5 separate regions of the Mus musculus genome follow, and regions 1, 2, 4 and 5 are each linked to region 3. The links are chromatin loops, found by intact Hi-C in ENCODE. Cell type or tissue: left cerebral cortex. All regions are shown on one strand.

Evidence for each region. A loop is a pair of places that touch in the nucleus more often than their neighbours do. Peaks named below come from ENCODE experiments on the same cell type or tissue, not always from the same donor. Only the 100,000 strongest peaks of a DNase experiment are listed, where the experiment ranks them.
Region 1: it touches region 3 in a loop (10-fold over the local background); 6 of 42 quality-filtered maps call a loop at or near these places.
Region 2: a loop joins it to region 3, with 2.7 times the contacts of the local background. A loop is called at or near these places in 6 of 42 quality-filtered maps.
Region 4: it touches region 3 in a loop (2.7-fold over the local background); 19 of 42 quality-filtered maps call a loop at or near these places.
Region 5: it touches region 3 in a loop (6-fold over the local background); 5 of 42 quality-filtered maps call a loop at or near these places.

Annotation. Positions count from the first base shown.
Region 1 is chr14:69,992,034-69,997,033 of GRCm38, forward strand. The region is part of intron 4 of Pebp4 (phosphatidylethanolamine binding protein 4); the gene reads left to right. Gm41198 (a long non-coding RNA gene) reads right to left here and starts at 3,294. Exons shown (of 2, transcript XR_874787.1): 1 at 3,239-3,294. In left cerebral cortex, no CTCF peak of the experiment used is centred here; DNase peaks (open chromatin) are centred at 2,259, 2,999 and 3,724; H3K27ac peaks cover 3,373 bases.
Region 2 is chr14:69,982,147-69,987,146 of GRCm38, forward strand. All of the region lies in intron 4 of Pebp4 (phosphatidylethanolamine binding protein 4), which reads left to right. The region is part of intron 1 of Gm41198 (a long non-coding RNA gene); the gene reads right to left. Among named protein-coding and RNA genes, the nearest start is that of Gm41198, 11 kb to the right of the region's middle. In left cerebral cortex, a CTCF peak has its summit at 1,935; DNase peaks (open chromatin) are centred at 1,800, 2,089 and 3,653; H3K27ac peaks cover 1,155 bases.
Region 3 is chr14:70,072,144-70,077,143 of GRCm38, forward strand. No RefSeq gene overlaps it. Among named protein-coding and RNA genes, the nearest start is that of Egr3, 2.7 kb to the right of the region's middle. In left cerebral cortex, CTCF peaks have their summits at 2,405 and 3,853 (motif pointing left); DNase peaks (open chromatin) are centred at 2,474, 2,850, 3,348, 3,680 and 2 more places; H3K4me3 peaks cover 3,000 bases; H3K27ac peaks cover 2,662 bases.
Region 4 is chr14:70,018,725-70,023,724 of GRCm38, forward strand. All of the region lies in intron 4 of Pebp4 (phosphatidylethanolamine binding protein 4), which reads left to right. All of the region lies in intron 3 of Gm33524 (a long non-coding RNA gene), which reads right to left. Among named protein-coding and RNA genes, the nearest start is that of Gm41198, 26 kb to the left of the region's middle. In left cerebral cortex, a CTCF peak has its summit at 2,915 (motif pointing right); DNase peaks (open chromatin) are centred at 2,679, 2,924, 3,757 and 4,699; H3K27ac peaks cover 1,391 bases.
Region 5 is chr14:69,998,978-70,003,977 of GRCm38, forward strand. The region is part of intron 4 of Pebp4 (phosphatidylethanolamine binding protein 4); the gene reads left to right. Gm33524 (a long non-coding RNA gene) reads right to left here. Exons shown (of 4, transcript XR_383556.4): 4 at 232-920. Among named protein-coding and RNA genes, the nearest start is that of Gm41198, 6.2 kb to the left of the region's middle. In left cerebral cortex, a CTCF peak has its summit at 1,717; DNase peaks (open chromatin) are centred at 849, 1,800, 2,301, 2,930 and 2 more places; H3K27ac peaks cover 2,257 bases.

The sequences.
Region 1 (5,000 bases), 80 kb before region 3:
AGGCTTGTGCTAAATCAAGCTCCCGGCTGGCAGCACCCAAGCCTGGCACAGCTCCCAGGACGGGAGGTCGGGACGTTGGCAATGGGGTCAAAATTCAAAGCGAGGGAGAGCTGTCCTGGCCACTCCTCTGCCTCAGTTTCCCTAAAATCAAGGTGCCTGTTAGTGTATTTTAAACAGCCACAAGAGACCTGCACTGTGTCTTCCTGCTTATTTCCAGTGCGTTCTCCAGCTCTGGCTTCAACCCATCCTCCCATCCAAGCCTATAGTTTGAGTTTAGTATTGTGGTTCTCTTCCTGCATCTCCTCGTCCTCCACTAAGCTGTCCTATGTTCCCTCATCCCTCTCTGGCATCATTCTCCCCCGAACATCACTTTATGTTCAGTTCTGAGGACAGGGGTGCCAGGAACAAAAGGGAACTAGCCAACACAGGGTACTGCCGCATGCCAGAGACTATCTCTGCGACAGCCTAGAACTGATGCAATCCTCAGCCTGCTACAAATGTAGGCACTGAGACCTGGAGAGGTGACGCAGGGCCAGTGAGAGTCACCCTGGGCTTTCCTACAACCCTGATTCCAAGAAGCAGTTGGAAACCATCGCTTGTAATATGAACATTATTAGCATGTTAGCCTGATGCTCACTGAGATCCTGCTTAAAGAGCATAAACCTGGATAAATGAACGATGTCTGGCCTCACACTGAACACCTGTGCACCAACCCCAAGAAAGCTACTGGGAGCCTCTGAGGATACCAAAGAGGCTGTTGTTGGGGAGCCCTAGCCTTTGTGAAGGTTAACAGAGCAACCCTAAGTGTCAGTACAGAAGCCATAGCCAGGAAGAACTGGCCATGTGGAAATTGGGGGAAGTCTGTGTCATAGATACCTTCCAACTGGACAGGACAGCCATATCCATCACTCCTCAGAGGGACAGCAACATGAAAGAAATAACAAGAAACGACAAGAAAATAGCTGGATGTCCCTGCTTATCCTCAAGAAAAGACTGGGAAACAACAAAATATAAAGAGGAAAGGAAGTGAGGTTTGGGCCTGAGAATCTGGCTGCCCAAACGTAACCCACAGCAGCGGGAGGCCAGCTCACTTGGCCTCCCCGAGTGGCGCGTGGGGCTCTTTTTAGTGGAGAAGCCAGGTGTGCCCCTACGTGAAGCTGGTGCCTGAGATAGGGGACATCTCCTGGGACTCTCTCTACCAAGGGCCCTTCCCATGATCATGGCAGGGGGCTGGAAGACTAGCTCCTAAGATGTCACTGGATGCTGAGCTCCAGATGTGTGCAGATGTAGACTCCCTTCCTATGATACCCTGAAGCATTGCTGCTTCTGGAACTGGGCCAGCCTCTAGAGAACCTTCTAGAGAGCTAGCATCCCCAGTAGGAAACAAGTGGTGGCTTCTCCTTAGGGCAGTGCTTGACAACCTGTGGGTCACGCCCCCTTTGGGGGTCGAATGACCCTTTCATAGGGGTCACCTAAGACCACGAGAAAACAGTTATCTTTTACATCACAATTCATAATAGTAGCAAAATTACAGTTATGAAGTAGCCACAAAATGATTGACAGTTTGGGGCTCCCCACCACATGAGGAAATGTATTAAGCGGGTCACGGCATTGCAAAGGTTGAGAAGCGCTGCCCTAGAGAAACACACATTCAAACATCCTCAAGGTGTAGAGTTTTCTAACTCCTGCTCATCTGCCAACCTTTTGAAATCTGTTCACAGTTCCTATACATTCCCAAGACCTTTCCCCTAATTAACATCCCTCTGAGAGTGTGTGAGATTTTCCACATGTGGTCCATGAGCCCTGTGTGAAAACTGCTGTTCTCCAACACTGTCCGATGAATAAACTTGGGCAGTTTCACACTGCTCGAGGGTGAGGTCTAGATCTCATATTTTTTTAAGGAGGTGGACAACACTCAGCAAAGAGTAGGTATCCCACAAACGTGTGCTGAATGGAGGAGAAAAGGGATTCTATGCATTCTGCGAAACTGTACTACTTTGTTGTATAGTTGGTACAACTGCCCTTAATTCAGAACACCAAGTGCCTTGTATCACTACAGTCAGCAGTAAAGGGGTCGGTGGGATGGCCCACTGGGTAAAGGTGCTTGCTGCCAGTAAGCCCAGTGAAGATTGGGACCCAGGTGATAGGAGAGAACCAATTCCCACAGTTGTCCTCTGACCTCCACTTTCGTACCCTGACATGCATGAACCTGTAGTTACACATGCACGTGCATGTGCGCGCGCACACACAGACACACTCACACAGCAAGAGACAGCAGCAGAGACAGAGATTGTAAAAACTGCTTCAGCCTTTTATAAGGAAGTCGGGGAGGCTCACAAGGTCAGGCCTTCTGAATTCTCTGTCCTGTATTTCTTACCTCAAGAGAGACCCTACTGACACCCCAGGGAACCTCAAGTCTAATTTTCCCAAGCCACTGGGCACTGCTGTGTAACCAAGGCTGCCATGAGCAGTTTCAAGAGAGCCATCATGAAGGAAGCAGACCACACTCCACATCCTCTCCTTACCCAGACAGGAACGGTAGCAGGATACCCAGCCCTTCACCTGAGGTATAGCAGCAGAATGGCCTCTACAGTCCTCAAGTGCCCTGGGCCTTGTTGAGAGAGTCCCAGCTTTGTCACTTCACTGGGATTCTTAGCCTGCTTTCTCTCCCCAAGAGAAGAAGGATGAGAGCCAACCAAATCCAAGAGCCCATATGGGCATCTCCAGACATGGGTTGGGGGCCGTGGGCCTAAGCCAGGGGGTCCAGAATGAGGTCCGAGGTCGGGTACAAGAGTTTGGTCTCCCCAGATGTCTCTGGCAGCTGGGCCACCTGACATGCCAACTGAGGCAGGAGTGGCTGTGTGGGAGGCCTGGGTACAGGGGGAGGGAACTCCTACCCCCGCCCAGGCCTTGGAGCATTTGAAAGGCAAATGTGCTGGGTTGCCTAGGGAACAGGAGAAAAGGGACTTCCCTAGCACCGGTGACTAGTAAGGGATGGAGACGGGGAGCTGTGATGCTGAGAAAATTGTTTCCAAAAAAAAGTAAAACGCAGTGACTAAGCAGGCCTGGTTATGTAAAGCGATCCCTGAGGAAGTGTGGGGAAAAGCCTGGGACCCACCCCCGTGTCCCTCCTCCCCACTCCCAGCCCCGTGCCTGGGAGTTTCCACCAGCCCCGGCCCCCTCCGATTCTCCCGGAACTCCCAACTCCTCCACAGGACTGACAAGGGAGGCCGCCTACCTGCCAAGGGCAATACAGGAATGCTGTGGGCTAGGCAAAGAACCGGAAGAAGGATTGTCACGCCCCTCCCCCTGCCCTCCCCCTCCCCCAAGTGATGGCCCTGGGAACGCCCTTCCACAAGGCTCCGGAGGTCAGCCCAACGGGGGGCAAGGGGTTATTTATTTACCATTCCAGGGTAAAGGGCGTGCACTCAGAAGAGTGAAATACAGATTTGAACCCCAGCAAACATGTTTGCTAGCTGTGAGACTTTGCGTGGGCGGGGAGTTGGGGGGAGGGGGGGCGTTGTGGCTAGTTCGCAGAGAAGGTCGTTCATTTACCTGGGGATATAGGTAGGTGTCTTCCCCATAGGGTAGCTCACTAAGAGGACTTAAGGGCAGAGTGCCATGAGAGAGGTGCTTGCTCTAAGCCAGGAGAAGAATCACAGGGAATGTGAGTGCTTGGAACCTGAGAAGTATCCTCAACACTTGAGCATCCTCCACCCCGGTTTTCTCTAGCCCAAGGTTCCCAGCCACCCAGCAGACACACAGCAGGGTAGACCTGTGCCTTCAGGCCCAATAATTCCCACCCTGGAGAGCTACCTCACTTCCCAAAGGGATCCTCTCAAGAACATCTAAGGAGAATTTTGAGACCCTAAAAGGCTGATGAAATGTTACATAGGACCCCCAAAACCCTCACCCGGGGTTCAGGCAGGATCGCAAGTGCCCCTGTTCCCCATTCTATGTATTTTGCCATCTTATGAAAGCAGACTCCTCTGGACGAGTAGATTTTTGTTTAAGATTTATTTTATTTTTAAATCAAGCGTAGGTAGGGTTTAGGGGAGGGGTATGCGTCTATGAATGTAGATGTCCCAGGACTCTGGAGCGATCATACCCCTTGGTCCTAGAGCCACGGCCAGTTTGTAAGCTGCCTGAAGTGCGTGCTGGAAATCGAACTCTGGTTGTCTGGAAGAGCGTGAAGCCTTGGACAAGTGGATTTCGAGGCATGAGTTACCCTTGGCTTCACAAAGCTACAGGGAAAGTCTGGAAAACAAAGGTTTCTGCCCCAGTGAACTTGACCACAAGGAAGGAGACTATATTCTATTTCTTTCAGGTAAAAAAGACACGCCTGAAACTAGGACCAAGGGATCCAAGAACTCTAGCATCCAGGGACATCTGCCCCTGTGCAGTACCCAGCAGAGCTCCTTAAGGGCTCATTTATATGTGTCCCCTGTGGGCTAGTGTAAGGTTTGGTCCCTCTCATTTGCCCTCCCATGGAAAGGAAAGCAGCTACCGACTTTCCATGTCAAACGACAAATGCAGATAGGAGATTACCGGGAAGCTTTGGAGACCCCCCACTTCCCATGTGGTTTGGAGACCCAGGACTTCCCATGTGCTGAGTCCGCTGCTGCTTTCTTTAAAGTTCTGATCCCCTCACTTCTCTTGGATCCACTCTTCACAGGGTGTCCTGGGATGAAGGGACTGTCTCCAACTGGCCTGAGCTCTCAACAGAGACTAAGAGAGAAGGGCTGAGTTGGCTTTACAGAGCCTCGGTCCAGCTGGCTTCCCTGATACTGTGTCCTCCTCTGAGGACAGATCTCTTTTTACTCTGCTCCAGAGGAGGGTTCAAATCCAGCCTCTCTCAGATCTGGAGCGACAATTCAGTTTTCCATTGGGCCCCTCAACGCCTCTTACATTGGCTACTGAGCTTCAAGTACAAGCTGAATCTCTTTTCTTCAAGTCCTGGCTTTCCTGGCCCTCACGGTAGGAAGCCCAGGCCTGGGAAT
Region 2 (5,000 bases), 90 kb before region 3:
CCTAGCGGGGCTGCAGGAAGGGAAAAAAATGAGCAGCAGGTTAAATGCTCAGGACAGTGTCTGTCACAGTGGGCACTCAATACATTTTAGCAGTTATCAAACTACTTTAGCACTCAATAGAAAAACATTAGATTAAAAAAATAACAGCAAAGGCCATAAATAGGATAATTTGGGTGGGGGAGGGGATAGAACCCAGAGCCTTATGATTATTCCGCAAGCACCCTGATGCTGAACCACACCCACAGCCCAGAAATTTCTGTTAAAAGAAAAGCTTCATAAACCTATGAGAAATGAACATCTCTACACAAACAGTGAGAAATGCAGACCATACAAGAGATCGTCTGCCTTCCCGGCCCACGGTGACTATGGCCACTGGACTGGCAGAGCTTGAATGTGGCTTTGTATTAAAATTAACTAATACCCAGCATCTTTTCACATGTCGCCAGTGGGAGTGGAGTACGAACTGCCAATCACCCTCTTGTAATGTTGCTCGATGCATCAAACACCAAATGCCTTTACAATGTACACAGGCTTTCACCCAAGGCTCCTTTTAGAAATCTGTACAAAAATTATATTTAAAAAGTGATATCTAACAAAATAAAATCAGGCGTGTTAAGTACAGTAAATTACAGAGGGTGTGAACATCATATATCATCCACAGTATAGTTCACTGCCAGGTAGCTTATACTAGTTACAAAGTAGAATGTCCCAATACCAAAAAGAAATAAATAAATAAAAATTAGCCATGACCTGTTTACCCAGTGAGAGGACTGGCAGCTAATGGTGGCTTGTGGAACAGTATGCAGCCACTGAAATAAAGACAATATAAAGAGGATCTTGACAATTGCTACATGAAACGAAAAAGCAAATTAGAAGTTGGGGGCTGGGGCACAGCTCAGATGGTAGAGTTCTTCCTGGCATACACTGAGCCCTGGTTTGTGTTTCCAGCGCTACCTAAGCTAGATGTGGTGGTGTGTGCCTCTGATCTCGATGCTGGGGAGGGCGAGACAGGGGATCAGGCATTCAGGGTTATCAGCAACCGTGTAGCCAGTTAGAGACCAATCAGAGATGTACAGGTCTGGCCTTCAAAACAAAACCAATACAAGTTATTAGACAGATGTTGGACATAGTTGCTCATATCTGTAATCCCAACATGTGGGAAGCTGAGACAGGAGGATTCTAAACTCAAGGCTAGTCTGGGCTATATAGCGAGATAGGAAGAAAAGAAAGGAAAGAAGGAAGAAAGAAAGGAAGGGAGGGAGGGAGGGAGGGAGGGAGGGAGGGAGGGAGGGAGGGAGGGAGGGAGAAGGAGAAGGAGAAGAAGAGAAGAAGGAGGAGGAGGAGAAGGAGAAAAGGGAAGGGAAGGGAAAGAGAAGAGAAGAGAAGAGAAGAGAAGAGAAGAGAAGAGAAGAGAAGAGAAGAGAAGAGAAGAGAAGAGAAGAGAAGAGAGATAATCCATAATTAATCAGGGGCACTCAGGGAATATCTACAGGTACACTTGTAAAGGACACTGTTTCTGCCCCACAGGGTGACTTCAGCTCAGTAAAAATAATTAGATGGAACCTACCCCATTTGGGTGTATGGTAAAATATGCACAAGAGAAGAAACTGGAAAGTATACCCACCAACATGTTCCTAAGAGTCAAATCCAGGCAGCAGCTGTAGAATTGGAAGTGGTTTTTATGTTCTTCTTTGGGCTTAGATGTTTTTCCAAATATTATATAATATGTATTTTTATCACCATATTTTAAGTGCTGTCTAAAAAAAATTAAACTGCAGAGCAGAGCATATGACCATCACAGCTACAGGGGTGATGGGGAGGACTAGGAAAGGTCCCTGAGGCTTCCTTCAGGAGGCACGGAAGCCCTGAGAGCACCCTGCCCCCATGTCCCTGCCACCACCTCCCTTCTTATATCCTGCAGTGCCTCTGCCCTCCACCTGGGACTCCATTTGCAATTACAGGTGGCTCATCTGCCCTAAGACTCGGGGCTGAGAGTGCCCTACAGGCAGAGCCAGAATCCTGAAATCCTGACTGCTCTTTGAAAGGGTTACTGATACTTAAATAAGGCGAGGCATGTCAGGTACTGGATGAATCACACAGACACAGAGCGTCTAAGTCAGAAATGTTGGTTCTAACTGGGAAGAGCAAGGAAGGCCTTACAGAGGAGGAAGCTTGACAGCATGGGTGGAGTAGAACCTAAGTCACAATCCAGTATCATTGTCGGGCTAAAACGATGAAAGGTCCCCAAGGGATCTGGGGGAGCCGGCTCAGTCAGTATAAAGCCCTTGTTTTACAAGCATGAGGAACCGAGTTTAACACAGAAGCCATGTTTAAAAGGCTACGCATGACAGCACGCGTTCGCTTGTAATCGCACTGCAGATCCCTGGGGCTTGTGGCCAGCCAGCCTAACTTAACAGTTGCAGGCCAGTGAGAGACTGTCTTTAAAGATAAGGTCGATGGCACCTGAGAAACAGCACCCAAGATTGCCCCCTGGCCTATGCACATGCAAACGCAAACACACACACACACACACACACACAAAAGCATGTGCACATGCATACATGCACAAAACACAGGCCACCATAGAAATATCCCATCAACCCTGCCCGCGGCTGTTTCACTGACACTGCACCAAGCCCTAGCCTCGCAGCCTTGCAAGGTCATCAATGGCAAGGAGCCCTAACAACGCTGTTGCACTCGAAAGGGCAGGTCTGTATATAGGGACCACTGGTCTGTGATGTCACCCTCAGCCAGCTCACTCAATGACCTTCACGCATATTACCTTACATTTGTCGGCAATCCTTTATTAAGAATCCCATAAAATTAAACATCCATTCCCCAAGACTGAGGCTTTTTATTTTATTTTTATCTGACTTGCTCACTGTTCTATGCCTAAGGCCTGGGATGCTGTTTAATGAATTGTAAGCACTTATTAAATGTTTGTTATATAAATTAAATAGAACTTAAATATTGGCTTACAGGAGTCTCCGCCGTATTGCGTGTGTAGATGACGAATACATATGTATGTATACACAGTTCTGTAGCTGCCTTGTGAATATGCATTATATGTTTGTACATAAGACATGCAGAAACTCCAAAAGTGAATGTGCATACATGTGGATGTACACACACACATACACACACACACACACACACACACACACACGTGTGCCATTTCGGAAAATATCAAAAGGAGAAGCCTACAGCTTTCTCAGGAGTCAAGTGCATCCTTTGAGAATAGAATTCCAATAAAATAGATTTTGGATGGTGTCACAAATAAATTTGCCTTTCTAAAAGCTCCCAAATTAAAATTTGAGAGGCTTGAACATGAGGACGGGAGGCAATGAATAGATATGAATTTGCTTTATTTGTGCAGCATGGAAAATCTCACTGTACCATTTCAGGGAGAGGGAAGAAGAGCCGAGGTGAGGGAAGGGAGCCGCCGTAAGCCCGTCTGCTCAGGCTGCATTTTGTTGCAACTTGCATTCATGGGTCTGTCCAGAAGCCCAGTGGACACTCCAGCCCCATTGCACTCTCCCAACCCAGAAGCCCACACGATTCAGCTTCAGCCTCTCTCTGGAAGTGCACCGGCTGGGGTGGAGCCCAGTGCCTGAGGCTAAGGGTGTCTGTGAATTACCAGCTTAAGCGACTTTAACTCTTTTGGGCCTCTGGCCAACCAAAGGGTGCTGGCTGTCTCTATGTCCTCCCCCAACCACAGCAAAAGTGCTTTCTGTCACACTGATCCAGCATCTCAAAGCCCTGGGGGATCGTTGCATGTCCCAGGCGCTTGCAGATCTAAGTGCCTCGTGCTAAAGACTGTGTTTAAGGGTAATAGAAACAGTTTGATCTTTAAAGAACCCTGGATGCATAATATCTATACATAGTTCTTGAATTTTTATCCTAAAAACAATTAGCCAAAAAGCCCTTTTTATATGATATTTGCAACTACACTGACAGTAACAGCAATTAAACCCCGTCTGTTTGCTGAGAGGAGCCAACTCCCCCTTTCTCCAGAAGCCTGTAAAATGTACAAAGTGGGGACTGTACCAGCAAGCCCACAGAGATAGCTCAAGACCCTCCAAAGACAGGCCCAGCTGTGTTCTCCATAACCCCAAGTACCCCAAAATCTCAGACAGCATAGCAACCCAAGAATAGCCTTGGTATTTCCTTTTATATCTCCCCCTGACATTTATGACATCTTCTGGTCTACCCCTTCCCTGACCCTCTCCTCTGACCTCCTGTGTACCTTTCTGCCTCTCAGAAGGGCCTTCTACTTGCTATGGTCATGGTCAGTCCCAAAGGCTTCTGTGCTCTATTGACCCGGGATATTTTCAAGGAGAAACCGTGTCTGGGTCTGGGCCAGTGGCTATGATGAAAACATGCAGGAGAAGTCAGTACTTACAGTAACAAAAGAAGCCTTTGAGGTGTATGCAATAGAGACTGGGGTTCTAGGGCTGGGAGAGAGAGACGTGGGGTCTGGAGTGGGAGCTGAACTTGTACCTATCTTTCTACTGTCACCATCACCCATGAACACTGAGTATGGCCTAAACCCTCTCCAAATGCTATCCTGATTGGGAAAAGGTTCCCAAGCTCTTAATCTTTTTTATTTATTTTTAATCATTAAACACTTTTTTGAATAGCTGCTCTAATACAGAGAGCTCCTGGAAGCTTGCTAGCATGCCTCAAAGTAGCAAGTCTCAGGATTAGTGACAGACCCTGTCTCAAGGGAGTAAGTAAGGTGAGAGGTAACAGATAGGCCATCCAGTGTCCTCACCTGGCCCCTCTGTGCACTCATGAGCATGTGCAACTGCACACACATGCATTCATCACACATACACACACACACACACACACAGAGAGAGAGAGAGAGAGAGAGAGAGGGGGGGGGGGAGAGAGTGAGAGCGAGAGCGAGAGCGAGAGAGAGCAATGCAGCTTGGTCTAGTGGCACAGGCCTGTAATTCCAGTTAGTCAGAAGGCTGAGACAGGAAGAGGTCTGTGTG
Region 3 (5,000 bases):
GCTTCATATCTTCAGGATACACTAGTAACACTTGTTAAGTAATTTTTCCCTCCAAATTTTGGGAAGTGAAGTCACACACTGATAATCCCAGCACTTGGGAGACAGAGACAAGAGTTCAAGGCCATTCTCAGCTAAACTCAAAAAAAAAAAAAAAAAAAAAAAAAAAGACTAGGGAGGTGACTTACAATGCTGCGTGCTGCCATCAAGATCTGAGTTCTGAGTTCAGCCCTCCAGCACCTGTGTAAAAGTGTGGCACATTGGCACGAAGCTGATATGCTAGTACTGAGAAACAGGAGGATTTCTGGGGCTCACTCTCTGGCTAGTCTTGCCCAACCAGTGAAATCCAGGTTTAATAAGACTCTATCTCAAAAAATAACATGGAGAGCAATTGAGAAACACACACACACACGTGTGCACACGAACACAGACACATACAAATAATATAACATATACACCAAAACAAAAAAAACAAAAACGAAACAAAAAAAAAAAAAAAAAAAACAGGCCTTGATCAGGCCACACAATACACAAGTACTCTCACCACTGAGCTATGTCCCAAATCCTAAATATTTTCACTTAAGATGCAAACTCCCTTGTGACTGGAACAATGAATGGCTCGGCAGTTCAGAGAACTGGCTGCTCTTGCAGAGGACCAGACTCTCAGCTCCCTCAGGGAGGCTCACAACTGTCTATAACTCCCTGGGACCTGATGGCTACTTAAGGCATCTGCACACATGAGGGCATAAGAGACAGCCATATACATAAAAACAAATAAATGTGAGCGCAAATGCCCTCTAAGACCCGGAAAGCTTTAAATGGCTAACATCCCAGGTTGAAATTATTTTAATGAGGGCAAGAAGGAACTCCTGGAAAACAGAAGACTTTAATAAAAAGGAAAACTGAAGCCCACAGACGCCTGGAACAGAGTCCAGGACAGAATTGCGCCTGCTACTGCAGTGGATTCCCAGGGCTACATATTCTTTATCCTCACCTAAACAGAAAACACCCGTTCCCCCTCCGTGGGAGACAGCAGCCTTGGCTCTTTTACTCGGGCCTGGCCTGCCTACCTTTCACCAGCTCCAGGGGAGGACTCCCTGAACCTGTGCCTACTAGTCCCCTGCAACTTCAGGGCTTAGGGTTTAGGTAATTAGGCTCTTGGCAATCTCTCTGGAGCCCGCCAATAAACCTGAAACAAACACCCTTAGCCCCTCTCCAGGAGGAAGAAAAGGAAACATTCAGGGAAGGGGAAACAGGGAAGGAGAAAAACTTTTTTTTCTACACTGAATTTCCCAGGGAACTGTAGAAATCTGCAAAACCGCCACAGTAAACATCCCTTGCTGCTGCAAATTCCTGGTTGTGCCTACTGTCACAGAGCCATAGCTTCCATGGTCATCATCCAGGGTGACAGAGGGCATTTGCTGGCACTACAACCTGAATAGAAAGTAGTCATTAAGGGTCTAGGCCTGTAGGCTCCTTTCGTGGCAACAAAAAGGCCCCAGATCCTCCACCCCTTCCTGGGAGCCACAGACACTCCAGGGTGTTAGAAAATGATTCAGGGACATTATAGCCTGCCTCCTTGTCACCACCAGCTGTTGAGATCTTAATTCATGTCTTGGCTCAGGCAGAAAGGGGACCATCCTTTAAGCATCCCCAGATTGACACAGGTATCAGGCTCCCCAAATAGTAATTTAGTTTTCTCTGTAAATAAATAGTATTTCTTTTACATGACAAGCTGGACGGGATGGCTTCCCCGACTGGGCACTTTTTAACCAGCTGCATTGTGTAAATGCATCCCCGGGGCACACAAGGAGTGTACTCATCATGCAGCAGGATGAGAGAGAATACAGTTTAATGATAGTCACTGCTATTTATTGAGCACTTGCTAGAGTTCTGGTATAGGTACTCTCTGAAAAATTCTCTGATTTAACTCTTCCTATGAGGTCTGTATTGTTAACACAATCAATAGATGGGACGCGCAGCAGTTTCCCATGTCAGAGTGAAGTGCTGATAAATATATTAAGTGAACTGAAATCTTCCATTCAATTAGAACTAGTAGGAAAGAGGCCGTCTTTCCGGTCTTATCTGGTAAGCAACAGGGTCCTGGTGCAAGCCAGCAGGCCCAGCTGAGTGCTTTCCCTCTTTGAAACAAGCTAACTATCCTCGAAAGTGTTTCCAGCCATCCCTGGAGAAGCAATAACTGACACTGGGACCGGAAAGCCTTCGAGTATCCCAAATGCTTCCACTATAGGCCCATATGGAAAAAGAACAGAACCCCCAGCTCCTTCTATGGAGAGAGCCCAACAGGTGGAAAAGTGGATGTTATCCTGGGTCCTTGCTAGTTGAGCTGGGCTGCCATAGGCCTTCCACTTCCTTCCCACCACCCTGTCAGGCTGATCTCTGCCTCACGCGGGGAGACACGGGCATTGCAGTCCATCTTAGACCTGCTGCTCGGTCCAGGGCCGAGAACCTCGCAGCAAGTCCAGGCAGAAGGCAGGAACCCACCGAGACACCCCGCCCCTCCCACCGCAGTCAGCCAGCCTCCCCTCGCACGCGCAGCAGGAAGCAATGCAGAGGCGTGCCCAAAGCTTGCGGGTACCCTAGGCACCCCTTCCCCTCCCCAATTGCCTGGCTCTCCAGCCAGAGGCCAGAGCTCGAGGCTAATTTTTCACGCACCCCCCCCCCCCCCGCCAGACCGCCTCTCTAGGTGACGCTACAGTCTGTGCGGTTCCTTTAAAGGCTGCGGGTTCCGTTCTTCCCTTTTCCACTGGATGCCAAAATATGCAAATCCGGGGACCGGAATCTGCAGCCAAATAGAGCAGGAGAAGGGGCGCGGCCGGCGCGTCACCGGATCCGCTCCTTGTATGGCTCTTCCCGGCTTGGCCCGCTGCCCCGCGACCCTCCCTGCAGCCGCGGAGGCCCCTCCCGCACCCAGCTAGGCTCACACCGCCGCCCACGCCCCTGACCAGCCGCTCCCCCCTCCAGGGATGGAGCCGGGGGCGGGAAGCGCTGCATGCCCTGATTCCGGCCGAAGCCCGGGACCGCTGCAGCGCGCAGTCTCCCCGCGCCGCGCGGGCGGAGGAGAACCCGGGGGCGCAAAGCCTCTAGAGCACAGGAATGGGTAGCCTGGAGGGAGAGGAGGTGGGGGTGGCAGAGATGGGGGCTCACGGGCGGCGGGAATCCCTCCTTCCCTAAGAGCTAGAGGAGATCCGGGGGAGTCTGGGCCCTTCCCACCCAATGTTCTCCTCCAAACTGAGGGGAGGGAAGAGGGAGTGAGGTTGTCATCCACCCCCATCACAATGCGCAGCTAGGGAGTTCCTCCCACGCGTCCCCCGGCCCCGCATGGACCTCCCACGGCGTGAGGCCCGGGGATCCTCTCTTCCTTCTTGTCAACACTCCCACTCCCCCTGAGAGATGCAAGTTCCCCCAACCCCGACTCTCCAGCGGGGGCCGCGGGATTCACCGCGCCCACGCGGCCACTGAGGAGGGAATCCTCCCCCGCCAACCCGGTGTGATTCGGGGTCGCGCCTCCGTGCTCCCTCCCTCTCCTCCCCCTCGCTCTCAGCCAGGCTGCGCGCTTCAGGAGCAGGCCTCGGGGAACACATCACCCACCCCCGGGATCCGCTGTCGAGGTGACAGCACCCTGGGTCGGCACAGGGGGCCGCCCTTGACTGCAAGGCACCCTCAGGCAGCAATGAGGACAACCCTGCGGGAGACAGAGAGTAGAGACTGGAGGAGACCGCCTTGGTGGCTTAGAATCTGTGGGTTTCACATCTTCCCGCAGTAACTCAGCCGCAAGCCCTTCGCCGGCTGCAGTAGATAGCGACTGTGCCCCGGCCTGCTGGGCCCTCCTGCCATCCTGTGGCCAAAGGGGTTTGCTTTAGAACCGTTAGGGAATTTATCTGGGAATTATTTGGTGCACGTGTTTTCTATCCCCTAAACTTCACTCTTTCCTAATCTCCACAACAACAACAACAACAACAAAACCCTCATACCCTCGCCCCTAAAAGTTCTTGCCCACTGCGCAACTAGCTAATCCGCTACACATTCCCGGGCCACTGCGCTCAACTGAGAGTCAGCGCGGGGTCAGGAACCCCAAGGGAGGGGCCGGGGCTGCGGGCGGTGAATCAGAATGATGTCCGCACGAAAGTTCTAAGTGTCCAAGAATAAGAAGCCTTAGGACATTAGAACCCCTTCCCCAAAGGAAAATACTTCATCTCTCCATCTGAATCCAGTCAAGGATAAGAAGGAAAGACAGAAGTTGTGTGGGGGAGCCTGGCTTGAAGCGGTCACCTCTCCCATTCCTAGACTGCTAAGGAACCTGTGTCCTGGTGTACTGAACTCTTTCTAAATGCTGGGAGTGCTGGAGACCAATTGCAAACAACTCCACTCCTCCAACGACTAAATTCTGTCTCTAATGCTGTCCTCAAATAAAAACCTACATGTTTAGTTACAGGGTTTTTCAACTGTGCACTGCGCATCGCGCGCTTTGCATTCGGCTTCGTCCCTCTTTCTTTTTTCTCTTCTCGCTTTCCTTCTTTCTAATCTAATTGACTTTTTTTTTTTTTTTTTTTTTTTTTTTAAAGAACGGAGAGCGGTGCGGGCGCTGCACGTTGGCTGCGGCCCGCTTCCTGCTTTCTAATGTTCCATTGTGAGGAGCTTCCATTGTGACGTCGCGCCCCTTCGGCTGGGCTTTGTCTGTCCATATATGGGCAGCTACGTCACGGAGCTTTCCCGGGGCTCAGATAAATAGACTGGTGGAGTTCCCTGGCTGGGAGCTTTTGGGCAGCAGTGAGCTAGCTAGGAAGCGGCGGGGCTGGTTGGTGGTGATAGCAGCGGCGGCGGCAGCAGCAGCAGAGGAGGTGGCGGCGGCAGCGGCGGCGGCGGCTGTGGCAGATCGGGGGGCGGGGGGGGTCGGCGGGCTCGTGTCTGTGAGATCAATACTGAAGCCGCGTCTGACCCCCTGGAGCCTAGATCACCCCCCCAGCCCAGCCCCCATCCCA
Region 4 (5,000 bases), 53 kb before region 3:
GAGAGAGGGAAAGAAGAGAGCGGAAAGGACAGGGAGGGAGGGAGAAAGGAGAGAGAGAATACAAAACTTAATATCTCAAAATTCTCAGAGCCTCAAGCTTCCTCAACCCCCACCCCACCCCCATCCCTGATCAGGCAATGCAGGAGGAAAGCCCCCTGCTCTGGCAACTCCCACAGCTGCAAATCGAGGGTCCTGGTCCATCAGTATGGCACAGGCAGGTTGGGAGGAGGGATGCTCGAGTAAGCCCAGCCCTGACACGGCACCTGGTACCCAAACGATGCTCAGTACAGGGTCCACTTGGGCATTAGTAAACAGCGTGGAGTGGGGTCTGAAAGAGGTTAAACGGAGTGTTCAAGGCACATGGCTACGCGAAGCTGGATGTCAGGCATTTCCTCTTTCCTCTTTCCGGTTTCCCACTTACCTTTACTCCAGTTAAACTGCAACCCACAGGACGCATCTGCCTGCCTTTGCAAGGCCTGCCTGGGAGTTAATGGCTTTGGTGTTTTTTTGGGTTTTTTGTTTTGTTTTTAAAGGGAGTGGTAAGCAAAGACACAAACACACAGAAAAGCTGTGAGCAACATCACCACCAAGTAGCCCACCAAAGCTCAGGCAAACTCTACCTGGGCCCTTCTAAAGTTTGCCATGAGGGAGGCTGCCCCGCGATGCTCACACACTGAGAATCGGGCATTGGGTACAATACACACACACACACACACACACACACACACACACACACACACAGAGAGAGAGAGAGAGAGAGAGAGAGAGAGAGAGAGAGAGAGAGAGAGAAAGAGAGAGAACAGCACAAAGGGCACAGGGAGAGAGCCAGACATGGGACCTGAGACATCAACTTGAGCAGTAGCCCACTCACTTCAAAGTCAATCTCTCTCTCTCTCTCTCTCTCTCTCTCTCTCTCTCTCTCTCACACACACACACACACACACACACACACACGGTGTCTAGCAGAGGAAATAGACTGGGGGAGAGGCGGGAGGGGTAGGGGGACAGCAGCTGTGTCCCTCTGTGCGGGCTTTCTGGTTAAGGATGAAACAGTTCACACAGTCTCCTTTGTGAGTTAGCATTCCCACTCTGTGTGAAAAAGCAGGGACAGATGAGTAACCGAGAGGTCACCCTACCAGGGTCTGCTGACCCAAAGGCCAGCTTTTGCCCATCACACCAGACTGCTCTGACCCCCCACCCCAGAGCCTCCAGGGAGGGAAGCAGGCGGGCAGGCAGGTTCCAAGGCTACCCCTGCTTTCCATAACACTTGAATTTCTGTGCATCTCAGATTTCCCTTTCCAACACCACTCCAACTCTCCTGGAGTTGTTTCAGCCTCTGAATCATTCCCTCCCCCCACCACACACACCAGGAGGAGCACCCCTCCCCCAATATTCAAGATCTGGGGGGGGGTGATTTTGATTCCTAACCATCAAGCTAAGTGACTGTACTAAAGGACAGAAAAGACCAACTTCAGTCCTGACTAGCTGTGTGACTGAGGGCGGGTCTCTGTGCCTCTCTGTGCCGGCCTTTGATTCCCTGGGAATCAGAAGTCAGAATCTCCACCACTCCCAGGTCTTAAGGGATCTGGGAGAGCGAATGAGGTCATGTCTATGAGCCGCCCAACGGAAGGAAGTCGAAGGACTAGCACAAGGCTGCATTATCTTCTGGAGTTGGCAGGGCCATTGCTGCAAAGTTGCTGGGACTGGGAATGTCTCAAGGGCCTCAGAACCAGTCCTGGGAATGCCACAGGGAAGTGGTGTGTCACGACAGAGCGGGGGGGGGGGGGGGGGGGGGCTCTGAGATGTGAGATCAAGTCCTAGCTCCGGTGGGTGCTTAACAGCTTCGGGAGACCACACGATCTCTTTCGGGCTCGGCTCTCTCACCTATAAAATGAGACTAACCCAAGCCCCGGATGATTCTTCGGTAAAGGAGTAAACAAAATGAGCCCTGGCATACAGTGGGCATACTTGCTGTGGCCAGTACCCTGGGACTGTCACAGAGAATAACTTGCCGTATCTCTCCGTGAGCTGTCTCCTCATATAAGCCAACACGTGCTGCTGTTTTCTGAAGCACAGCCTTCTGGGGTAGAAAGAGGGCTGAGTGCTCCACACGTCTGCTTTGGACCAAGAAAAGAAAGAACAACAGCGGTAAGCATAGGTCCCTAGAACAACAGCGGTGTGCATAGGTCCCTGGCATCATCCAGGAAGCCTGAAACGTACACAGCCAGGAGTCCAAGGTCAGAAGCCTTGGGGTGGCCCTTCCACCCTGAGTCACGGTGAGACTTGGCCACTGAGTTCTGAGCCCAACACTCTCAACCTTTGCAAGTCAAAGCTCTCAGCCTGGACGCCTGCTTTTCTTGGTCACTGTCACTCAAGAACAGATGACAGACCTCAGTGAGCTGTCAGGCAGACGGGTCTCCAGACAGATAGGCGAACTCTTGTTCTGTGGCCTCCTTTATAGATGCAGGGAAACACACAGTGGGAGTGGGGCTGGATGCTCGCCTCCCTAACTACCCAGATCTAGGTGACTTCCGGGCAGAGTTTACATTTGGGGAGCTGAGACCAGTGGAGAGGAAATCTATCCAGCAGAGGGTGTGAGGACCCGTCAGCGACTGGCTGAGCCCTCTGAAGCTAACAACAAGGCTGCAGAGCCAATCTGGCAGAGACTGTCTGAATTAGTCACCGGTTTTGATGAGGAGGTAAACCGATTACATAACAGTCTCTCTCTCTCTCTCTCTCTCTCTCTCTCTCTCTCTCTCTGTCCTCCAAAAGACTCTCCAGAGCCGGGGCTCTACTCTTTCCCTCTGGCCATGAAGGGGCTCAGGGCCAGGGAGGGTCACATACCAGAGCCCAGGGGCTAAGGTTTAGGCAGGAACCCTCCCCAGGCCTGCTCCAGCCCCACGGGGCCAGAAGGAGGCGCCCGCAGCTCACCTCCTGCCTGCAGCTTGCCACCCTGTTTCCAAAGCAATCCCACGCTAGTCTTGCAACCTGCTGGCTCTCAGGCTCTAGGTGTTAGCCTGGAAGATGCCCCAAACAAGGAGGTAGAGATTTCTCAGTTGCCAGAAACTCCTGGGCCCCTGAGTTATTCCAGGCCCCCTTCCCCTGCCAAATGTGTCATGATTCATTGTTACAAAAATGAATACCAATCGGCGCTGAGCCAGCACCGTTTGCTGTACCCCTGTGGAGGGACTGCAGAGGTAGGGGGGCACTGGAGGGCACACCTGTGCAGCAACAACAGCTGCTTGGAATCCAGATGCTTATCTTCTGGAAAGAGCAAACCTGGCAAACACAGGCTCGCGCCTCTGGCTCCGTGTCCTGTCATGAGTGAGATCTGGCCTCTAGGTAGAGGTCAAGTTCATTGGTTTCTAAGTGATGCCTAGGATGGGACCAGTGTGTATGACTGGGATCTTCCTGTAGCTTTGCTCACCTCCTGCACAAGGCTGCATAAAGAACAATATGTGTTTAACAATATGAATAATGGGTGATGATGAAGGTGATGACTGTGGTGATATCAGAACGGGGATATGAGTGTCCTGTTTAACCCCAAGTCCTAGGGACTTCAGCTCTGCCTGACTTCCTATTGGTGCTTCTGTTGCACTCACCAGACAACTGAGAAACCGAAGCAAGAGTCTGAGAAACTGTAGGAATCACACTGACCTCCTGACCCCACACAGGACTAAGCTCCATCAGTCCAGAAAGAGGAGTCACCATTACACAAGTGGAGGATGAGTTGAGCACTCAGCAAGTGACGTCAGCACCTCTTGAGTCTTCCTCCTTTTTTCTCAAGCCTGGGTGAAGGCAGAGTGCCCAGCCCAACCACACAGGAGACAGTAACAACCTTCAAAGGCTGCGTTCCCACCACCACCCTACCAGATTCCAAGATGGAAGAGTTTGGAGGGGTCTTGGGGGGTCCGCTAGTCTAGCCTCCCATTGTACAGATGAGAATGCAGAGGCTCAAAGAAAATGTGGGTGCCCAGCAAGAGTGGCCCCAGCCCAGTTTTATTCACACAGTGGAAACCAGAGAAGGTGGCAGAAGATAGATGCAGGGTAATCTCTCAGCTACCAAGCCGGCTGAGGTCTGTCTGACTACATGCCTCTCCAGCTCCAAACCAGACAGGCAACAGTTTTGAACAGAAGAACGGACAATCACCCCATGGAGGCCACACAGATGGCCGTGAGGACAAGTCAGTAGCTACAGTTTCTAGAACAATGAGCCTTTCCTCTCTGCCCTGCTCCTGAGAACTTAGCAAAAAAGGCTAACTTACCCCCTAAGCCTGAGGGTAAATTCCCCAGGAGAAGTCTGATCCTGCTTCTATCTCTCGAAGATCTCTCCCAGGTGTCTATTTGGGATAAGCTTCCTGGCAGAACCTGAAGCTAATTAGAGGAAATTTCATGCTAGTTTAGGCCACGAAACCATTTATTCATTCAACGAACTTCGGCTTTGCCCCTTGTCTCTACCCTCTCTCCATTGCTTAGCAACGTTCTTAGTTTCCATCTGAACACACACACACACACACACACACACACACACACACACTCCCCAGCTTCCAGCCCCAGCCTCTCTCTTGGCCTTTTTTTCTCCCATCATTTTCCCCATCTGGGACCCAAACCCAGCCCACACTCAGCAGAGAGGCTGTAGGAGGGGCCCTGCCAAACTCACTCCCAGACAGATGTGCTCTGTTCCCTGCACAGCTGTCCAGGCCTGTCCATCTGTGCTCACTTCCTGCCTCCCTGCTCCAGCCCCTCACACTTCCCACGCCAGGGTGGGAAAGTCTAGTCCAGATTTTCTTCTTCCCAATCCAAAAGCCGTCAAGTGGCCACTCGCACAGTGTAGCCGAGAGGCCTTGGTTCCTGCCCTCCCCAGGCCCCCAGGAAGAGCAATGGCCTAGGAGACTCCAGCAAGTCCGAATCTTTCCTGAACTTCCTCAACTTCAAAGCCCTGGCAGCTGCTCAGGACCCACCTGGCTCTAAAGTCCTCCCTCCCAGCATTCTTTGTTCAC
Region 5 (5,000 bases), 73 kb before region 3:
GGGACAGCATGGCTGGACACGGTGGAGACAAAGGATGAGCTTCGCAGATGTCTCCGGGCTGTTACAGGGAGACCCTGTCCAATGTAGACCCAGCAGATGCCTGCCCATCTTCCTCACGATGTGACCCTCCCTCGGGGTCTTGGGGCTGGACAGCCAGCCTCCTCCCTGTCCATCCTCTCTGTCTCAAGCAATCCTCATCATCACCACCCACCCACCACTGCCCCAAGCCAGCACAAACCTTACCTGTGGCTTAAGGGATCCACTCCCACCTACCCAGTATGGTAGTCCTTCCTGAAATCATTCAGCCAGCCCAGCTAGTCTCCAACCATCCCGACTAAGAGAGGGCTTTCCCTCTGACAAAGTGCTCCTGAGAGGCAGGAACGTCCGCTGCCCGACTCCTATCACGTCTGAGGCGGAGTTTAGGAAAACACTCCCAACTCTGGACGGCTCATCTGTCTAGCTCGGAGGGTCAGGAGGGATATTATATCTATCACCAGCTCCTGTTTGAACACTTGTTTGGGGGGTGGGGGCTGTGGAACCTTTAGGGTAGGAAATGTGGATGGTATAGATGGCCCCTGGGTGCAGATTGCTTTAGGCCTAGCCTAGTCCCACTTACAACCAGAGCTCTCTGCTTTCCTGATCTGCCAAGATGTAAAAACCCCACCCCATCGACTCCTACCACCGACAGGCCCTCCCTGCCTCAATGGGGCTGTACCCTCTTAAGTATGAGCCAAAAGAAATCCTTCCTCCCTTAAAACAAAGGGCAGGGACCGTTCAGCTCATGTCTTGGGCAGCAAAAAGTGATGAGGAGGTGTGTGTTCCTCCCAGAGATGCTTTCCTTCGTCACTAAGTTCCTAGGGGAGGTGTTGATGTCATCTGTGAGATCCATAGAACACACAGCATCACATGTCACAGGTGCTCTGGAAAAGGAGAGTAGGAAGTGTCACAGCACTGTCCCTCCGTCTCACAGCCCACAGAGTGTCCCTCACAACCATGGATGAGGACTGCAGCTGAGTTCTGAGGGTCCTTGGCCTGTGTCTGGATACAGCCCAGTGCTGTCTCCCCAACATATCCCACAAACATCTGATTTGAGGAAGGTCTGTCTCTCTTCTTAATCATATAAGCCAATGTTACCAATTTAATATTCTCAAAGTAGACCTCTCTCACCCTCTCCAATTTATCTGCTCTTGACCTCCTCTGGTCCCCTCCACGTCTACTTGTTCTCCTGCCTCTACTTTAGCCCTCTCCTCTAAGCCACTACCCATACTTCACGTTCCTATCAAGTGAGGATCAAGGGACAAAGAGGATGCAGTGCCTAGTACAGGTCCCCCTCCTCTGTGTGACCCAGGCTCCTTGTCTTTGTGGGCATTGAACTTAGAACCCTGGCAGGGCATCTTCAGAGATGGTCTTGTCTTCCTCTGAGGCAGCTTCACCCCTCTTTTCCTACCTTATAAATGTGGGGGTGCTATAGAATAGGGTATGAAGAGAATGGTGGAGTAAAAGAAGGATGCAGCAGGGATGAAATAGAAAGACGAGAGCAAACAGAGAATAGGCCAGAGGCTGTCATTTGTATTCCTCCTTGGATGACTGTAAGTACCAGACTTCCTTCTCAGCTGCCCACTGGTGCCTCTGGCCCAGCCTGCTAATCTGCACAATGGCTTCCTCTGTAGCCTTCTTTTGCTATACCGGACCTCAGTGGTGCTATTCCCCGTTCTGCCCGACATTCATCCCATTGCGCCACCAGGCTTGCTTTCCTGTTACCCGTTACCAGCTATCCTAGTCGTGCCCACGTGCCACCCTTCAGGCAGGCATGAAGCCACTTACCAACCCCCTCCATATTCAGCAGGCTTCACACTGGGGCTGCTCGGAAGAGGAGGCGCTTGCTATCGCGGGATGACTCAACTAACATCTTGTGTATCTCGATCAGAAAAATACCCATCTGACAGTCTCTTTCTCCCCCACCCCCTTCTGTACCAGGGGAGCTGCTTTGCTTCCAAAGTGGCCGGGTTATCGGCGGCGGGGGGGGGGGGGGGTTAATCCTTTAGCAGAGTGAATTTGAGGTGATGGTGGTGGAACAAATGGAGAGATAAGCAACCTGAAGTGCAGGGGACTGACCAGGGGAGATGGATGTAAGATGGTGGGGTAGCAGTCTGAATAGATGACCAGCGTTTTGAGACTAAGAAGACAATCGTCAGGTTGGCCAACCATCCCCGTGGCCATGCTCACTGACCATCAAATGTCTCACATGTGGGCCCTCACTCAAACCTCCCCAGAGCCACATGATCTTACTATCAGAAGACAGACTCTTTTCTGGGTCAGCATAGATTGGGCTTTGTCGTCTACAAGCTATTTCTATTTGCTCCATTTCTTCTATGAGTAATAAGAGAACCGAGGAACGGGGGGAAAACAGCTCACAACAGTTTCTGGGGACCTGTGTAACCCCAAAGTGCCTCTGCATGACCCTCAAAACCAGCATCTTAGGGTTTACTTTACAGAGAAATCACTGTCCCACCTGAGGCTCCCCACATGCCTTTGCAGAATAGAAAGGGGAGGGGGTAGCTTGCCTAGGCTAGAGGGAGCTGCCATGTCTGCAGTATATGTCTCCTCCACATATATCAGAGACCATCCCAGGAGTGAGCGCAGACCACCCTGGCCATCCTAGCTGGGACAGATGCCCCAGTGGAACTCTACTGCCAGCATCCGGAAAAACCCCCAAGAGCCAAGGAATCGGGCAATCCTTCCTGCCCACTCAGAAATTCCGGAAGCCCTTCCAGCCGGGAACCCGCCTCCCCAACCTCTCTCTAGCTTCCTCTGTCTGTCTCCTTCTTGCGACTCCTGCGAGTGCACAGGAGGGTTGAGGGAAGCCCCGTGTGCCTGTGATGAACGGAGCTAATTTCTGGTTTGCTGGTATGCCGCAGAGACGCTGCCTCCATCCCCCTCCCTCCAGCAAACCCTCTCCCACACACAGACAAATAGGCTGCATATTTAATTGGAATTCCTCACACCTACAGGGTAAAGCCTTGTCAGTAGAAATAGAGCCCACAGCCAGCTGGCTTCCCCCATTCCACCCACCTTGTCTCTTAAAAAGAAATCCCCCCCCCCATACGTGAACACCACCCACAGGCCCTTGTAAGTCCCTCCCAGCATGGTTGTAAAGGAGGGATTGGTTGGCAAAGCTGCTTCTTGCCTGGGCTGCTACAGCTGGGGGCCCACCCAACAGAGACCACCCAGGAGCTTCTCCCCAATAGACAGACCCCAGTGGCAGCCTTCTGACTACCAACCTCGGGACCCCCATAACCAAAGCTCTTGAGGCCCCCAGAGTCACTGACGGATGCTGCCCAGATATTCAGGCTACTTGGTATATGAGACCAGGTGGGAGGAGGAGAGACAGACATGGACTGCTTCCAAAGCTAGAAAATTCCTTTTGAGTAGCCAGCCCTTGGAGCCAGTCTCTGATGGTACAGGTGGGAAACTGAGGCTGAGGAGACAAAACAAAGCACATTGCGTGGCTAACAATACAGAGTGGATTGAACCTTGGTCACCACCCCAGGGTGGTGCTACAGCCCCCACATTGCTCCCCGCCTTGTGAAGTCTCTCCCAGAATGCAGGAAGGAAGTGGCATACAGAGACAGAAAGAGTCACCGGGATCAGGAAGGAAAGCAGAGAAAAGATGAGAAGGCTCAGAAGGACAAGGGCCCCTAGCAGACCTGTAGAGGGAAGTGATAGTGGTCTGTTTCCATGAGCCAAGGCAGAGGTCTAGGGGCACAAAGCAGGCCATCAGAAGATAAAAGATGACAGGCTCCAGAGAGGCTGAGCTCCTCTGGGCAGCCTCAGGGATGCCCAGCCCAGAAACACAACTGAGCATCTTAGTAGGGACAAACAGATGAGGGATGCTCCTCCCTAACAGAAGTTCCAGAACGGGACCCTGTCACCAGCAGGCCTCATGGGACCTCGCCATTCAGACCAACAGTCTCAGCTGGCTTTGCAGCCTAGGTGCCTACAGAGGGTTTCCTATCTCTCTGTCTTGTCCCCGTGGGCCTCTTTCTTCCCTCCCTGGCTCAGGCTTAGCCTGGCACAGGCCCGAGCGCCAAACCGGAGTGTGTCAGTGAGTAGACAGCTGCCTAGGGGGCTCTGAAGAGCACTGTGACATCCTCGCTCCCCCACAAAATATCATCTCGGTTTGCCTGAAAGTTCACCATTAGTGACTCATTCCTTTGGGTTAAACATAGCCCTCCCTTCTCCAAGGCAGCTGCTTTGGGAAAGGAGAACTCATTGAGATCTCAGCATCCCGGTGTGAATGGGGAGACTCGAGATCTGGGAGACAGCCCAGAGGAAGGGAGGAAGTGGAAGCTGCGGAAAAGACGAAAAGGAGGAAGGAAGTTTATTGAAAAGGAAGAGGAGGCCAAAGAGAGAAGAGATGGGTCCAGCTTGAGCCATGGCTGTCCTACAGTGACTGTAGAAACCCAACCTCATTGATGCTCAGATTCACCGTGGGCTCCGACTCTCATAGGCACACATCTGTCTTCATCTGATCCTCGCAGCCTGGGGAGACTGTGTACCCCGTTTAAGAGATGAAGACACTACTGAAGCTTGTGGAGTTTGGAGAGCTTGTCAATCTAGCCGAGGAGCTGGAAAGCCAGGACCACACTTAGCACACGTCTGCAGAGCCACCAGCAGGCATTCAGAGAGCACCCTTCCTCCATCTCAGCATCCATCTCCCATCAGGGATGGGGGAGGTCCCCGGTAGAGAAACAAGAGGGACAAGGAAGAAACTGTACGAGAGGCTTGAAACAGACAAAGGAGGTACTGAGGCCCAGGCTGTAGTCCTGAAGCAGTCAACAGAGACCCAGTCAAGAGGAAGGCGGTGTGGGTAAAGGCAAAGACTCACTTATCTGCTGGTGTCAAATCTGGCACTAACATGGAGACCACCCTACCACACCCCCCTGTGACATCCTTCAGATGACACTTCAAGAGTCTCTGCCAGAGGGTCTTGGCTGACT